Linked DNA regions of Mus musculus: region 1 is linked to region 2. A link is a contact called in ENCODE Hi-C or POLR2A ChIA-PET data. All regions are on one chromosome and are shown on one strand. Each heading gives the region's core, a stretch centred on a gene start or an enhancer-like site at or near the end of the contact. The rest is flanking DNA. Distances are from core to core; before and after follow the strand shown. Region 1 holds the start of Basp1 (brain abundant, membrane attached signal protein 1). Region 2 overlaps Basp1 (brain abundant, membrane attached signal protein 1).

Evidence for each region. A loop is a pair of places that touch in the nucleus more often than their neighbours do. ChIA-PET counts read pairs that join two places held with the same protein, here RNA polymerase II (POLR2A).
Region 1: a loop to region 2 is called in a map of left cerebral cortex, with 6 times the contacts of the local background. The contact joins the promoter of Basp1 here to the enhancer-like site in region 2. A Hi-C loop is called at or near these places in 8 of 37 maps with a recorded cell type or tissue (T-helper 17 cell, left cerebral cortex and regulatory T cell). POLR2A ChIA-PET finds 5 or more read pairs at or near these places in 2 of 5 experiments (Patski and embryonic stem cell).

Annotation. Positions count from the first base shown.
Region 1 is chr15:25,411,619-25,416,010 of GRCm38, reverse strand. It overlaps Basp1 (brain abundant, membrane attached signal protein 1), which reads left to right and starts at 2,247. Exons shown (of 2, transcript NM_027395.2): 1 at 2,247-2,459. It overlaps Gm48957 (predicted gene, 48957), which reads right to left and starts at 1,821. Exons shown (of 4, transcript NR_168943.1): 1 at 862-1,821.
Region 2 is chr15:25,360,903-25,365,878 of GRCm38, reverse strand. Basp1 (brain abundant, membrane attached signal protein 1) reads left to right here. Exons shown (of 2, transcript NM_027395.2): 2 at 961-2,602. The coding sequence starts at 970. The coding sequence ends at 1,650. Among named protein-coding and RNA genes, the nearest start is that of Gm36555, 31 kb to the right of the region's middle. Within about 2 kb of position 2,131, at least 1 of the 3 ENCODE cell types and tissues checked has a DNase peak (open chromatin) inside an H3K27ac peak, as active enhancers do; it is left cerebral cortex, where a contact is called at or near this core.

The DNA.
Region 1 (4,392 bases), core at 998-3,497, 50 kb before region 2:
ATGAGGATACACAATGGAAGACAATACCTATAGGCTTATTTTGAAAATACCGTGGAAATTTCCATTAATTTTAAGATGATCACCGGGATAAAAAAAATATCCAAATCCTAAATGAATGACGCACACTGTGTAACCATCCCCCCCCAACCCATACACTCCTTAGCTCCTTTAGCAAACAGTAAATACCATACATTATACACATTCATCTAGTTAACAGAATATACCAGTGCTTTAGGGAGCTTAAAACTAACTCACCAGCTTTCAACCAGTTTTTTTCCCCCCAGAGGATATTTGGTCATACCTGGAAACATTTTTGGTTGCTATAATTGGTGCTGTTGTCGGAACCATAGCACACCAAATAGCTTTATAGGTGGTATACTGACATAAGAGAAAGAAATCCTCAAATCATAGCTAAATTGTGATTTGATTTCCTGTTCTTGAACTGTTTGATTGTTTAATTAGTTTAAGCAGTGGGAAGATGGGAGGGTGAGAGAAGGTTGAAAGAAATATTAGCCAACCAACCAATTAGTATATCTATTTATCTAGAGAGAAAGAGAGAGGGAGAATAGAGGGGTAGGGATGGGGAGAAGAGGGAGAAAGAAGAGGAAGAGGAAGAGGGAGATAGAGAGGAAGAGGAAGAGAAGAAAAAAACAAGAAGAAGAGGAGACGGAGGAGGAGGAGAAAGAAAGAAGAAAAGGAGGGGGAGGAAGTGGCAGCCACCACAAATATTTTCACCCCCCCCCCCAATCACTTTTTGGTTTAAGATGTGGCACTTCCTTTGCCAATCTTATTAAAGTTCTGTTATTTATTTTTCTATTAAAAAAGTGACCCCCCCCAATCTGCGATTTTGACAGCACTTACCTTTGGCATTCGTCTCCCTAAATGTAGTTGTGTTTCGTTATTCCGGACGTGGAGGGCAAGCTCATCCCAAATCTGTGCTTCACTCATGAGGGGAGATCCAACCAAGAAGGCAACATACATTTCCATTCCCCCCCCCCTCCGCTATTCTTTCAGGACGAAGCAGAACAAGCAAGCCACCCTGATAAAGCCAGAGGGCGCCAAAGTGCCGCGAACGGAACTTCCAGGGCTCAATGGGTTTGCGGGATGGTAAAATTGGCTTTTGTCTGAAGAAAGAGCTGTGGTTCTAGAAGATGTCACCATGTGTTAGTTTCCAAATTTAAATTTTTATTTTGCATTTTATTTTTGCCAACAGGTAAGCATAGCGAGCATATCTCCTAACCGTGGTGGCTATTGTGTGTCGCGGTGCTACCCAAAGTGCTCGTCGACCAGGACACGAGGACTTGGCGCGGATGGCCACAGCCTGGCTGGGCGCGCTTCTGAGTAGCATCTTAAGCAGCCGAGAGCTGGTGACTTCCATGAAAGCACAGGCACAAAAAGTCGAAGCCCCTTTTCCTAGGGTGCATTTCTTCCTTTCTTTCTCTCCGAAGTCGGGAGAACGTACCCTGAGGCGGTGCCGCCCACCCTTCCAACCCAGACCTGAGCTCTGGGCGGTGGCGCCTTGCAAAGCTGGAGCCTCCTGGTCGGGCCCCGAGGGCGAGCATATGCCGGAGGCGTCCCAGATGCTTGCCTTGGGGGACACCCTAAAACCAGCGGATATCTGTCTTGATGGTTTCAAGGGAGGCATCGCATCTTCCCCAGGCTCACTGCCTACGTGATAGCAGAATCTAAGCCCGTCGTCTGGAGCGGGGCTGGATTGGGGTGCAGAGAAAGCTGGTTGCGGCGGGGGCGTAGTTCATCAGCCCCTTAAGTCTGAGCGAGAGCCTGAGCTACTTATTCAATGCTTTCAAATAAAATGTGTGCGAGACAGAGAGAGGAGAGAAATCCACAGACAGTCCCGCCGGGGGTGGGGGTGGGGGTGGGGTGGGGGGGGAATGGAGGGGCGTGTAAGGAGGGAATAGGAGGAGGGGGGCTGACAGAGACTGTTGGGGAGGCGGGTAAGGGATCTGGATGTGGAGAGCAGTGGGTGGGGGTGACTGTGCGGGTGTGGTGACGGGGGGGGGGCGCTGGATCACGGGGCGTCTCGGGGCGCAGTGGCTGCTGGTGGAGAGAAGTTGGGGGACCCCCTCCTGGGTGGCGGGGCGCGAAAGGAGCGGGAGGGGTGCGGGCCGCGGGCTGGGAGAGGAGGGGCGGGCGCGAGGCGGGCGGGGTCGGCGAGCGGAGGAGCTGGGCGGGCGGACGCGCGGGGGGGAGGGCGCTGGGCAGGAAGGGGAGGGGGAGCGATCGAGAAATGCAGAGGCTGCAGCGGCGGCGGCAGTAGCGGCAGCGGCGACGGCGGTGGCGGCAGCGCTCCAACTCGCTCCACGCTCCGGGCTCCGCCGTCGAGCCGGGAGAGAGAGAGCCTTTGCTGAGCGACCAGCCACCCGGCCGGACGACACCAGCCACCCGGGCCCCTTGGAGGCACCGCGCTCACCCAGGGCCGCCACAGGCACCCAAAGCCGGTAAGGAGGCGCGCCGTGGGTCCCTAAGGCCACCGCGGACTCCGGGCCACCGGTTCCCCAGGGCCCCGCCCCACCCCGAAGCCTAGGGTTCTCCAACGGTGCAGCCGGGGTGCGGCCGGGTGTAGACACAGTGGGCATGGGATTCCTCTATGTGGGTTCTGTCGCATTTGGAAATCCAAGGTGATGCTCTCCCCCAGGTGGACAGCTTCGGCCTTTCGTAGGGTGGGGGACTTGGAGGGGGTGGCGGCGAGGCGGACGAACCGAGTTCGGGAGGGAGGGGGTGGAGGGTGGGGAGCCGCTGGTGACAGCACCGAGACCACTGGCCACGGTTCTGTGGGCTGAACCCAGCCTTCTGTCAGCGGAACCCGCACAGCCACGGAGAAGGCGCTCGGTGTGAGGGGCGCAGTAACAGAAGATGGAGGATGGGGGTGGGGTGGGGTGGGGAGGGAGAAAGAAGACGCGGAATCTGGTCAGATCGGAAGGGGCGGGGGTGGCTTGGCCCTCGGGACTCCTGGATCTTGGTTTAGGGTAACCGAGGAACACGAGGTTCGGAAGGCGGTGTGCACGTCCGGGGCAGATTAAAGCCCCCAGCCTGGTCTGCGGCTGAGCTGTCTTCCCACTAACCTGTGGACGTCGCCAGCATTTTATTTTATTTTTTGAGCCTTGCGCTCAGAGAGCGGGCCGCGCGCCTCCACCGCCGCCCCAGCCTGGGGGAAGGAGGGGTGGCGTGTGGGCTTGAACCTGACAGCCCGCGGCCCGAGCGGGCTCAACCCTTCTGCAAGCCAAGATTTCTGTAGATTTTTTCCCCCGTAGCTCAAACGCTACAACCCAACGTCTGGTTCCCGCTTCCCCACACCATTAAAAGAAAAAAAAAAAAAAAAACCAGAATCCCTGGATCGGATGGCACACAATGCGTGGCTGGGGACCGCATTCTTTTCATGAATATTCATCGAACGCTTGGCCCTGTTCCTAATCTGCTTCCCCCCGAGACGTTTCCGCCTTGGAGCGAACTCGGTGGACGGCCTCTGCCCCAGTGATTTTCACGCTGTTCAAAGGAGCACAGCGCACATGGGTGCGATTTCAGGATTTTGCACGGGAGCTGACACACCTCTGTCTTGGCCGAGACCACTGGCCACTTACGTGGCGGGCTAGAATAAAACACGAGTATCAAGGGGACTGCTGCTGGGGTGTGGATTAACCCCTACCCCTGGGAATATACCAAGGGCTCACAGACCTCCGGTACTGCAGGCAAAATGAATGAATCGGGACTGTAATTACCTATTCCTTTGTCTTGGCCTCGCGCATGCGCCGGAGAGCAGGGTGTGGAGGGCCAGGCAGCCCCATCTGATCTCCCCATCATCCATCCACCCACTCCCCTCCGGAGCCCAGGAACAAAGGCGTTTGCCCTAAATGTTTCACAAAACCTTTGGACACAAATGCCACCCCCCCCCCCCCTCCGCGCGGCTCGGTCGCGGTCTTGTTTCCCCTCCCACCTCAAGGTTTCACATCTTACCCATTTTTTTTTTCTTTTTTTACAGATTTCAATCATAAAAAAAAAAAAAAATAAGGGAGGGGGAATTGTGGATTTAATACATTTATTTTTAAACACACAGTGCTATTTTCCTTTCTAGAACTGTCCATTGTTCTTTCTGTTCAAATGTAACGCACTGCAGGGATGGTGGTTTTCTTAGTTTGCACCAATTAGCTGTTTGCCTGACAGATCTTTATTGCGGGGCATTTGACCAAATAACATTAGTCTCAGACCAGCGATGGTGTTGCCCCTGGTGATACCACCTGGGACAGATTAAGACATCTTGGCATTTGAACGAACAAGATGGCCTACGGAAGCCAGCATGAGAAAATGGTTACCTTTTCAGAGGGCTAAGCCTCTCTGAATTCTCTTGATTCCTACTTTATTGTTTCATTAAGGATT
Region 2 (4,976 bases), core at 882-3,381:
GTTTGTTTCTTTTTTCTGTCTCCTCCAACTCCTAATGGTAACCCAGACGGGAAATTAGCATAGAATGGTGAGAGGAATTTTGACTGAAGAATACTACTCTTTCCCACACCTGACTTTCAAACAGTGTGGGTTATTTCACTATGGTGAATCATAATTACAAGAAGTGGAGTGAAGAAAAAGCTCTCTCTCTCTCCTTTTTTTCCTGAATGGATTGGGAGGCGGGGTAGCTGGGTGAAGAGAGCTCAGGGCCCTGCCAAGAGGAAGCAGAACGTGGTGAGCTCACCAGGAGTTTCTACTCTGTCCTGTGGCCTTGCACGGTGCTTCTCTTCACGACTGCTCCTCCTGTGGGGAGCAACAGGGCCAGTGGGAGGTTAGCCTGGAAAAGTTTTGCCCTCTTGCATTAATAGAAAACAATTAAGTTTTCTGTAGGAAGCACCACGGCAGTGATTTCTCACCGGCACACAGACGCTATATAAACGTGCTTCCGGAAAGGATGGACGAGAGATTTGTGATGTATGATGAGCAGTTCCTCCAGAAAGTTATTTGTAAATTATCAGGGTTTTGTTGTTTTAAAAACAAAAACAAAAAGCAGCGAAGTTGTAGTTCTAAAATGGCTGTCCCTGCCATTTTGTGCTAAGGTGTTCAAGCCTCCTGGATGCTTGAAAGTAGATAGATAAGACCAATACCATGCCGCCTGTCCTCCCTATAGGCAGCTGGGTCATTGATCACCATTTCTTTGTCTCCCCCACCCCCCAACTTGCTGGCCTGCAGGCTTCGCGGCGGGGGCTTTACTTTGTTCTTTGTTACTTCTGATTATGGTAGAATGCCCGTGAAGTCCAGGCTGCTCCCCGCTGTGCCCGAGGTCCTCGACGCCCTCCTCGCCCTGCAGGCAGCCTCCCACCATCCACTTTGCCTACTTTGACCCTAACTCCCCTTCGTCTCCCCTGTGCTTCCTTGCAGAACTCCAAGATGGGAGGCAAGCTGAGCAAGAAGAAGAAGGGCTACAATGTGAACGACGAGAAGGCCAAGGACAAAGACAAGAAGGCCGAAGGCGCGGGCACCGAGGAGGAGGGGACCCCGAAGGAGAGCGAACCCCAGGCGGCCGCCGACGCCACCGAGGTCAAGGAGAGCACGGAGGAGAAGCCCAAGGACGCGGCGGACGGCGAGGCCAAGGCAGAGGAGAAGGAGGCCGACAAGGCAGCGGCGGCCAAGGAGGAGGCGCCCAAGGCCGAGCCCGAGAAGAGCGAGGGCGCCGCGGAGGAGCAGCCCGAGCCCGCGCCGGCGCCCGAGCAGGAGGCGGCCGCGCCCGGGCCCGCTGCGGGCGGCGAGGCCCCCAAGGCCGGCGAAGCGAGCGCCGAGAGCACGGGCGCGGCCGACGGCGCGGCCCCGGAGGAGGGCGAGGCCAAAAAGACTGAGGCTCCCGCCGCCGCCGGCCCCGAGGCGAAAAGCGACGCGGCCCCGGCGGCTTCAGACTCTAAACCTAGCAGCGCGGAGCCCGCGCCCTCGTCCAAGGAGACGCCCGCCGCCTCCGAGGCGCCCAGTTCCGCGGCCAAGGCCCCCGCGCCCGCCGCGCCCGCAGCCGCCGAGCCCCAGGCCGAGGCACCCGCCGCCGCCGCCAGCTCCGAGCAAAGCGTGGCCGTCAAAGAGTAACCGGGACAGCCAACCAGAACCGACGCCACTCGCAAACGACCTGTCTTCTCACGCTCTCTCTCTCTCTGTTTCTCACTCTGTCCTCTCTCTGTCTCTATCCTATACTAACTTGTTTCAAATTGGAAGTGAGGATATGTATTGCCCAAGGGATTAAATAAACAAAAGAAAAGAAAAGAGAAAAAAAATAAAGAGGATGTGTCCCATCAGGGGAGGGAGGGGGCGGGGAGAATCCAAATAGTATTTTTGTGGGGAAATATCTAATATACCTTCAGTCAACTTGACCAGTCAGTCCTGGATTTTCGAGATCATTGTCTGAAAGTACATCATCTGTACCCTGAACCGCTGTCCCCTAGGCTCCATCCTTAAAAACCCCAGCATCTCTCCCGCGATGCAGCTGGGGAGGGAGGCGTTTGATTCTGCCCACAGGACCAGTGCCAAGGCAATCAGATCTTTATGAAAGCAGTATTTTCTGTGTTTCCTTTTTAATTTACAGCCTTTTTCTTAATTTTTTTGGTATTTTTTTAAACGTTCGTGGATGAATGCCAACTTTCAGACGGAGCCCACTTAGCTTGTCCACATGTATCTCAATGCCAACCCTCCATTTTTCCTCTCCAGATATTTTTGGGAGTGACAAACATTCTCTCATCATACTTAGCCTACCTAGATTTCTCACGACGAGTAATGCATGTCCGTGGTTGGGTGCACCTGTAGTTCTGTTTATTGGTCAGTGGAAATGAAAATAAAAAAAAATAAAAAATAAAAAAAAAAGAAGTCTGCGTTCACTGCAGCGCCAGTTTTCTTCCATCTGTGTCTCAGACACCAACACACCACCCATTGGAAAAATGGAAAAAAAATAAATAAAAAAATAAAAAAAATGTACAATGGATGCATTGAAATTATATGTAATTGTATAAATGGTGCAACAGTAATAAAGTTAAACAATTAAAAAGTAGTAACTGGCTTTTGGCTTGATTTTCCCCTCCTTTTCGGTAATGTAGGTGTCTTTTCCTGAGTATAATTGAACTGAGGTAAGACATAGGATTCTCAAGTGTTCTTGACTAATATAGGTATAAACAAAACACCCCAAACAGTGGAATCCAAGACCACTATCCCCTAAGATGAACAGGAAAAACCGTCTAAGGATTCACACCCAACCATGGTGTGGGTGTGGTTATTAATGCTTTAAGAGAGTGAATATTGTGAATGAAATATTAAATGACAACCAAGAGCTGTGTCTTGAAGGCTGGGAAGAATATTATAATCTTTGAGAAACATCCTATGTGTATAAATTGTGAAGCGGTGGGCCAGCATCTAGGCCTGCCCTGCCTGCAGGTCAATTGGTACCAGAGGTAGGCGAGGGACCCGAACGCCGTGATGGGTTAATAGCCAGGAGAAAGCTGCTTCCACCTTACCCAGACCTCACTTGCTTTGGCTTCAAGGGAGCATAAACTTGTGATCTGTAAGACAAGATCCCCCTTGATAGCTGAAATATGTAGAAGTTTGTGCACGTGCCAGCTAGCAATGTATACCACAGGCAGATGTGCTAAGCCGTCACCCTTTGATGACCCCATTACTGGAATAGTGACCGTCTGTGTGCTCAGGGTCCCCCTGTGCCACACATGGGGAAAGAGGCTGGAGAAAGGTGGCTTTTGTACAGACTCGGCATGCACATCAGTTCTTGAGGGTAAGAAAGGAGGTGATTGTCTCTCGAGTCTCTCAGAGAGTTGCTTGGGTGTTTTCCAATCCGATACTGGAAACCACAAAAAAAAAAAAAAAGAAAAAAAGAAAGAAAGAAAGAAAGAAAGAAAGAAAGAAAGAAAGAAAGAAAGAAAGAAAGGAAAGAAAGAAAGAAAGAGACCTAGCCATGGCAAAGATTTCTCAGACCTGAATCGGAGAGAAATGCCCAGAAAAATACATGACAGGTTCATCTTTTAGAGTGTCAGTTTCCGGTAGAATTTGTGAAGGCTGTGAAATGCGCATGTGCACATGGTCCTGTGGGTCCGAGTCAGCCTGATTCTATTCCTGTGTGCTGCATACAGAGGAGAGAGAACCCCTCTAGATGTTTTCTGAGTATCTGGAATCAGTACCACACCTGGAGAAGCAGAAATGGTGGAGTTGGACTAGCTTAATGGACTTTCTGAGTTCAGGCCGTGCTACGATCACGTCTAGCCCTTGGACCTCTTGCTTTTACAGTGAAATGATTTTGAACTCTTACTGCATGACAGCACAGCACACATGAATATGTAAAAGCATTAGCCACCAGCCAACTATATTAGGTAAGAAAAACAGCAGGGAATATCCAGAGCAAGTGCAGTTGCCCTCAAATATATAAAATCATGTGGGGGCGGGGTTGTGTATTACGGAGGCAACAGACTCAACAAACTGGAAGATGTGTATAAGATTACAAATTATCTTTAAAATGAAAAATACTTATTTTTGCAAAATGAATTAAATTTATCAACTACTGTGGAGTAGTTACGAATATTAAATGTCATTCATTTATTGCTGTGAAACATGCTTTGGTGGAAGTAATATTTAACAGACTGACTTTCTCCACCTACCATCTTAATTAAAGTGTTCACAGAATTTGGGGTGAGAAGAGCCAACAGGGGTTCCTCAGGATAACATTTACCATCCAGAGTCACTGCATGGGATACGTGAAGTAAGGTGACACACTTCAGCTTATGCGCTGAAGGGTGTGGCATCATTAAAATCTGAGCTGCATCTAGTCATTTATTTCCTAACGGTTATACATTAGAGCACTGGACCTCGAGTTCCTTACCAAGGCAGGCAATGGAACAACTAAACATCCACAATGTAACAACTAAAATCCACCACCCGATTGGCTTGAATGGAGCATCAGTTTCATAGTGTTCCTTCTAGATGTTAGTTTGACATACAACAAACTCCAATTATTTCATTTAGTGGAGAAAATATCTATTTAGAAACTTACCAATTTATTTTTTATTTTTATCTACATCCCAATTACTGTCCCCACTCCCAGCGGTCCTTCCCCATCCCCCCTCCTTTCTCCTCTGAGAGGGCGGGAGCCCCTTAAATACCCCCCCCCGCCCCCCAGTGCATCAAGTCTCTGCCAAAGCAAGCACATTCGCTCCCACTGAGGCCAGATGAGGCAACCCTGTTGGGGAACAGATACCACAGTCAGGTTACAGCTTTAGGGACAGCCTCGCCTCCAGTTGTTGGGGGAGGGGCTACATGGAGACTGAGCTGCACAAATGTTACATATACCCCAGGGGCCTTTGGCATTGTTTCAGGATTGGTGAGATCTATCACCATCATTTAGATTCAGTCCAGCCTTTGGACAG